Regions from separate parts of the Homo sapiens genome. Here region 2 is linked to region 1. A link is a loop called in an ENCODE intact Hi-C map of the cell type or tissue named here. Cell type or tissue: mammary epithelial cell. All regions are shown on one strand. Links, peaks and the distances in the headings refer to the core of each region. The heading gives the core; the rest is flanking DNA.

Region 1 (2,910 bases), core at 281-2,780:
CTCTAGCCTGGGCAACAGAGTGACACTCTGTCTCAAAAAAAAAATAATAAATAAATAAATAAATAAATAAATAAATAAATAAATAAAAAGAACCAGCAAGGAAACAAGTGGGGAGGAAAGACAGGCAACAAAGGGAGAAAAGTACCCCTCTTCCCACAGAGACCGCTGAGCCTGTGAAATCCCCTACACCAATCCCCTTGGGGGGTCTTGTGGACAGCACTGGGCAGGCAATGGGGGATCAGGGCACTATCTCCTCCTCTTAGAATTGAGAACCCCACCTCAACTCTGCCCTCTCATTGTCAGCTCAGCTGTGACCAGTTTTAGCATGCCCTCATCAACCTCCATGGCCTCCTCCATCCACTCCAAATAGACGCACAACCCAAACATAAGTAGGAGTTTAAGGAGAGTCTCCTGGCCACCCCACCTCCTTTCCCAACCAGACCATGGCCCTGAAATCTCTCCTTCACAGGCACTCTAAAGCCCACACTGGGAGTCCAGAAGCAAAAACTCACTAGAAGCAGCTAAGTTGATATCTACATGACTACAGAAAAGTCACTTTGCCTCTCTGAATCTCAGTTTGCTCATCTATGAAATGGAACCAGCAGGAACTAGGGCAGTAAATCATTATTCACACAAACTCCATTTCTCTGTTTGTAAAATGAGTAGGCTGTGCAAGACTTGTTTCAGTTGATTTCCCAGCACTGAATTAAGCACGGAGGACCGAGAGGTAAATAAAAAACCATCTCTTCTGCCTCGGCTCTCGTGTTACCAAGGTTTCTTCCACCCTCATTTTCTCTGGCTTAGGACGTGTTTTCCCATCATTGGAAAAAAAGAGTCCACAGTACATTTATGAACCTCAAATAATGCATGACTCAAGAAAGGGGACATTATTGGCTCCATCATAGAACATAACTGTGCATTCCCCAGGATGTGTGGGAGGGACGGCATGAGGTAGGGAGGTAGAGTCATGGAGCAGGAAGCAAAATCTCAGCAGAGGTTCTCAAAGCCTCAGTTTCCCCTGAAGAATGCAGATGCGAACAGGAAACTGGACTTGCTAACATATCTGTTCCTTTGTTTTATATTTAATTTCTCCTCTTTACCATCTTCATGGAATATGTGACTCTGGCTCTCTGAAACACTCTAAAACACGTGTGGATAACGGCCTTTCTTCCCTGCAGTTGCAGTGGAGAAAAGGGTTCAAGTGCGCATCGTTTTTAAAAACAAGACAGCCTGTCTCAGGCTCAGGTGATTCCTCTGGGCCACCGGGATGTGGCCTTTGTCATTAGAAAGGCTTGGCCTGTGGTCACTTCTGCACTGCCCAACACTGCCCAAGCCTGTCTCCTTCAACTCCACACGCGGGCAGCCAGACGCAGCCCCAGGAGGGTGGCCAGGAGAGGGCTGGGCTTCTTGTCTTCAGTTCGGATTCCTGCAGTTCAGTCACCTGTAGAGTAACGTCCAATTCAGCCTATCATGTGGCTGAGCCGGTTTTACCTTTAATCTCTTTCACGTTTGCCCTCAGCCTCGCAGAATGTCCGGGATGATTCACGCGCCATCACATGGGGCAGGCAGTCATCTGTTTTATTACCTCACCCTGCTTGCCGCTTCTGCGAGATAACCTGGGATTCTTTCGTTGGGGGTGGATGGGAGGTAAAAAGAGCGAACAGACCTAGGCCTTAATTCAGGAGTCAATTCCTGCTCTGGTCTCTCTTTCTTGCTTCCCAGGCCAGGTCAAAAGGTCCAAAGAAGCAAGCCATTTGGAAAATGCCAGGGTTTGGGTGGCTGGACTAAAACGAAAGTGGGACTTGGCAGTCTAAAAGGTGTTTTCTCTTCACAATCAATGCCAACCAGTAAAAAGGCTTGGTTGAAAAATAAGGCCAAAAAAAAAAAAATCAGCAATTAGGAGGACTGTTGCAAGCAAGCAGGCATAATTTTCAGAAGGGGAAAGGACGTGGATTTGTGTTTTGAACAGAAAATACTTCAAATGGTCCACATTTCATAGAGGTGTGTCTGCTGCCAGGCACGGTGCTCCGAATGCACCGCACCACAGCCCCTGAGATGAAGGCGTGCTGCTGAGTGCCAAGCCCTCACATTTCTCCTCCTGCTTTGCCCTAACCACAAGCCCAAAGGAGTCCATATTGTTATGTGATTTTTTTTCAAATCAAAGACTGAGACTTCAGTGAAGCAAGCTGCCCAAGGTCACACAGCTAGAAAACCGGGTGGGCTTGGGACCCAAACAGCCTGATTCTAGAGCTCTTGCTTCTCAACCAAAAAACTATGAAGCAAACATCAACAGAGATGAACATTTGTCAGTATCAGTCATGTTCCACATCCCAACCATGGGGAAGTTCTGAGGCTGCAGAGTGATTTAAAAAAGAAAGAAAGTCTCCAATCTGGGTGACAGAGCGAGACTCCGTCTCAAAAATAAAAAGAAAGAAAGAAAGAAAGTCAGCCAGGCAAGGTGGCTCATGTCTGTAAGCCCAGCACTTTGGGAGGCTGAGGTGGGCGGATCACCTGAGGTCAGGAGTTCGAGACCAGCCTGGCCAATATGGTGAAACTCCAGCTCTACTGAAAAATACAAAAATTAGCTGGGCGTGGTGGCGCAGGCCTGTAATCCCAGCTACTCTGGAAGCTGAGGCAGGAGAATTGCTTGAATCTGGGAGGCAGAGGTTGTAGTGAGCCGAGATCATGCCACTGCACTCCAGCCTGGGGGATGGGGGGAGACTCCATCTCAAAAAAAGAAAAAAAGAAAGTATAGGTTAATAACTGAGAACACTGCACTAGAGTCAGACCTAGTCTGTCTTATGAGCTCTGTATCCCAGGCCAACAACAAAGCATCTTGGAGCCTCATCTGTAAAATGGGTATAATAAATAGACTTTCCTATGCCAGAGGGTTGTTATGAAGATTGAGAT
Region 2 (2,910 bases), core at 105-2,604, 77 kb after region 1:
CCTGTTTGGAGTGTGAGTCTTGTTCCCCGGCCAGACCCTCTGCCCCTGGAAGCAGAAACATGGCTTCTTCAAGCGTCTGAGCCCTCGTAGTGCCTAGCATGGGCCTGGAGTGCCATACTCACTTGATAAATGCTTGTTGCTTGGTGGATTGATTGAAATGAGGGTGGAAGGATGAGAGTGGAGGGTGAGGCAGAGAGTGTCTCTGGGTCACCCTCCAGCTCAACACAAGGGCAGTGGTCAGAGGAATAATCCAAAGTGCATACCCAGGCCCCAGAGCCGCCAAAGCTGACCTCCGCCTCCACTTCACCTGAATAGCATGGATCTCTCTGAAATGGCCCTCTTGATTTGCTTCTGGCTGGGGTGCATCTCGCCCTCTAGACTGTAAGGGCAGGGCCCTATCTGTCTCTTTCCTCTGTAGCTGGTGTTAACGAAGGCTCTGCTGTGTGTCATGTGCTCAGCTCTCCTAACAAACTTGAGAGATGGTTATTTTTATCATGCCCAGATTTGTTAGACAATGAGTAAAAGAGTCTGAACCAAACTGAATTAAAGGAAGAAGGACTTCAAACGTTGCCTTTCTTCCTGTTCATTCTGGCCTCCCCGGAGCTAAAGGTGAAGGGACTGCTTAGAAATGGTGTTCTGCAGCAGCCCCAGGTGAAGGAGCATTATCAGGAATTGTGCAACCTTAGCTATGGGAACTATGCGTGTGAAACAGCCCAGGGCGGGAAGAACCAGCCTGGCCATTGTGCCTGGGCTGGGGAGGAGAGGTTCGGCTGAAAGTTTGGACAGTTCTTGGCTTGGAGTCTGGAGGGCCCTTTAGAAAGTGATCCCGCCCAGCCAGCCCTCAGAGAGAGCAGGCCAGCATCCTGCTGGACGGTAATAAAGAGGTTACTGTGGGAAGCTGGGACTTGCTTGGGAAACACTAGGAACATGAAAGATAGGGTATGCATTCTTCAGTCCCGAGAGAATCACCACCCAGTATTAAACTTGGCAGAAGGCTTTCCTCTCCTCCTCTGAGCTGCCTCCTTAGAAAAGGCACATTGTCAGAATGCCGAATGCCCACCGTGGTCTCATGTCCTCACAGCCCGTAGGAAAGTAACTACCAGTTACCCACTGGTGGTTGCCCCTGAGAGGAGGGTAAGGGAGGCTTCCAGCCCCCGGGGTGGCTCTCCCCGACAGGTGTGCCTGTGTGCTGTTTGTAGGGTGCTCCTGGCAGAACCTACCTGTCTCCACAGCGACACATCTGGCCGTTTTTCCAGGAGGGCCTGTTGAGAAACATTCAGGAATGTTTGTGCTCCTTTAGAGATTTGTAATTAAGAAGAGGCAGAACTCGTTCTTGTCTGGCACCCTCCCTTCTTGCCCCTCCAGCATCTGGGTCATTTGATTTCACAATTGGGGTTTTCGGCAGCCCGAGTTGTGGAGGCTGGAAGCAGGGACCGACTGAACCAGGCTGGATGGTGGTGAATTGCTTCACCCGAGGGTGGGGGCTGGGAGTTCCAGGCAGGCCCCCAAGTCCTGGCCACATCTGAAAGTGGACATTTCTTCCCAGGTTGCATCCTTAGCACTTGCCCAAGGTGAAACATTTCAGGCCAGTGGAGCACCCACAGTTCCTGGGGGACGGGGGGTGGCTGGTTTAAATGGACAATTCCTCTCCTTAACTGCCAGGAAGAGTGAGTGTGTGCATGTATGTATGTGTGAGTGTGTCTGTTTAAATCTTTGTGCAGCCAAAAACACATCTCTTCATCCTGAATGACACATCTCTACACACTGAATAATTCATCTCCCTCTTGGCATTTGTTCCGGAGAGAATCTTGCTGTCCAGATTTCTTGTAAGTTGCATAGCCTTCCATAGGCACTTCCTTGTTTCCCATGGAAGAGCTCTGGGAGTCAGGATATCAGTCAGTCAGCCCTCTGGCATTTCCCCTGTGATCGCATCAAAGGGGAATGAGAATATCAAACCCAAAGTGTTTCTCTCTCCTTTGCCCTCTCCTTCTAGCTTTGGGTCCTCTTGCCTCCCTCTGCTTTATTTCTCTTGGGCACAGTGTCTGTGTTCACTGCAAGTGGAATCAGCATTGTGTCCTGGTAGGGTATCCACATGTCTGTCACATTACTGATGCTTGGAGCGAATAAATGTATTTGGCTCTGACATCTCAACGTGTAAGGCTGGAACAATCAGTGGAGTTAATGGTTTTCCAGATAGTGACACATTTTCGGGGTTTCAGTCCCGTCCTCCTAACCCCATCTCCATCCTCACACCCAGCAAGCTCAGTAAATCATTTGTATTAATGACTTTGAAACACTTTTTTTTTTTTTTTTTTTTTTTTTGAGATGGAATCTTGCTCTGGAGTGCAGTGGTGTGATCTCAGCTCACTGCAGCCTCCGCCTCCCAGGTTCAAGCGATTCTCCTGGCTCAGCCTCCCGAGTAGCTGGGATTACAAGTGCCTGCCACCATGCCCAGCTAATTTTTGTATTTTTAATAGAGATGGAGTTTCACCATGTTTGCCAGGCTGGTCTTGAACTCCTGACCTCGGGTGATCCACCCGCCTCAGCCTCCCAAATGCTGAGATTACAGGTGTGAGCCACTGCACCCAGCCGACTTTGAAACACTTAATTGCCTCTTTATTAAGCAGCCATGGATTTCCCAGGTCTATTGAATATCCTTGCACCAACACATAGATAACTGAAGGTCCCAAATATGCTAAAGCCCCCATGCCTTTTGCCTGCTTCAGATGTCCCTCTTGTCTCATTTCACCTTCTGTATCTCTAGCACAGCTTGCTCTGTGTTCCAGATTGTTCTGAGACTCACCCTTCGTCTTGTTATTTTTTATTTATTTACTTATTTATTTTGAGACGGAGTCTTGCTCTGTCCCCCAGGCTGGAGTGCAGTGGCGGGATCTCGGCTCACTGCAAGCT

What was found. A loop is a pair of places that touch in the nucleus more often than their neighbours do. Peaks named below come from ENCODE experiments on the same cell type or tissue, not always from the same donor. Only the 100,000 strongest peaks of a DNase experiment are listed, where the experiment ranks them.
Region 2: a loop joins it to region 1, with 8 times the contacts of the local background. A loop is called at or near these places in 12 of 110 quality-filtered maps.

What each region holds. Positions count from the first base shown.
Region 1 is chr5:168,287,005-168,289,914 of GRCh38, forward strand. No RefSeq gene overlaps it. Among named protein-coding and RNA genes, the nearest start is that of WWC1, 3.2 kb to the right of the region's middle. In mammary epithelial cell, for the core only: no CTCF peak of the experiment used is centred there; a DNase peak (open chromatin) is centred at 1,527; H3K4me3 peaks cover 294 bases; H3K27ac peaks cover 899 bases.
Region 2 is chr5:168,364,506-168,367,415 of GRCh38, forward strand. The region is part of intron 1 of WWC1 (WW and C2 domain containing 1); the gene reads left to right. Among named protein-coding and RNA genes, the nearest start is that of WWC1, 74 kb to the left of the region's middle. RefSeq lists an enhancer at 614-1,147. In mammary epithelial cell, for the core only: a CTCF peak has its summit at 1,241; DNase peaks (open chromatin) are centred at 716, 1,336 and 1,786; H3K4me3 peaks cover 257 bases; H3K27ac peaks cover 1,764 bases.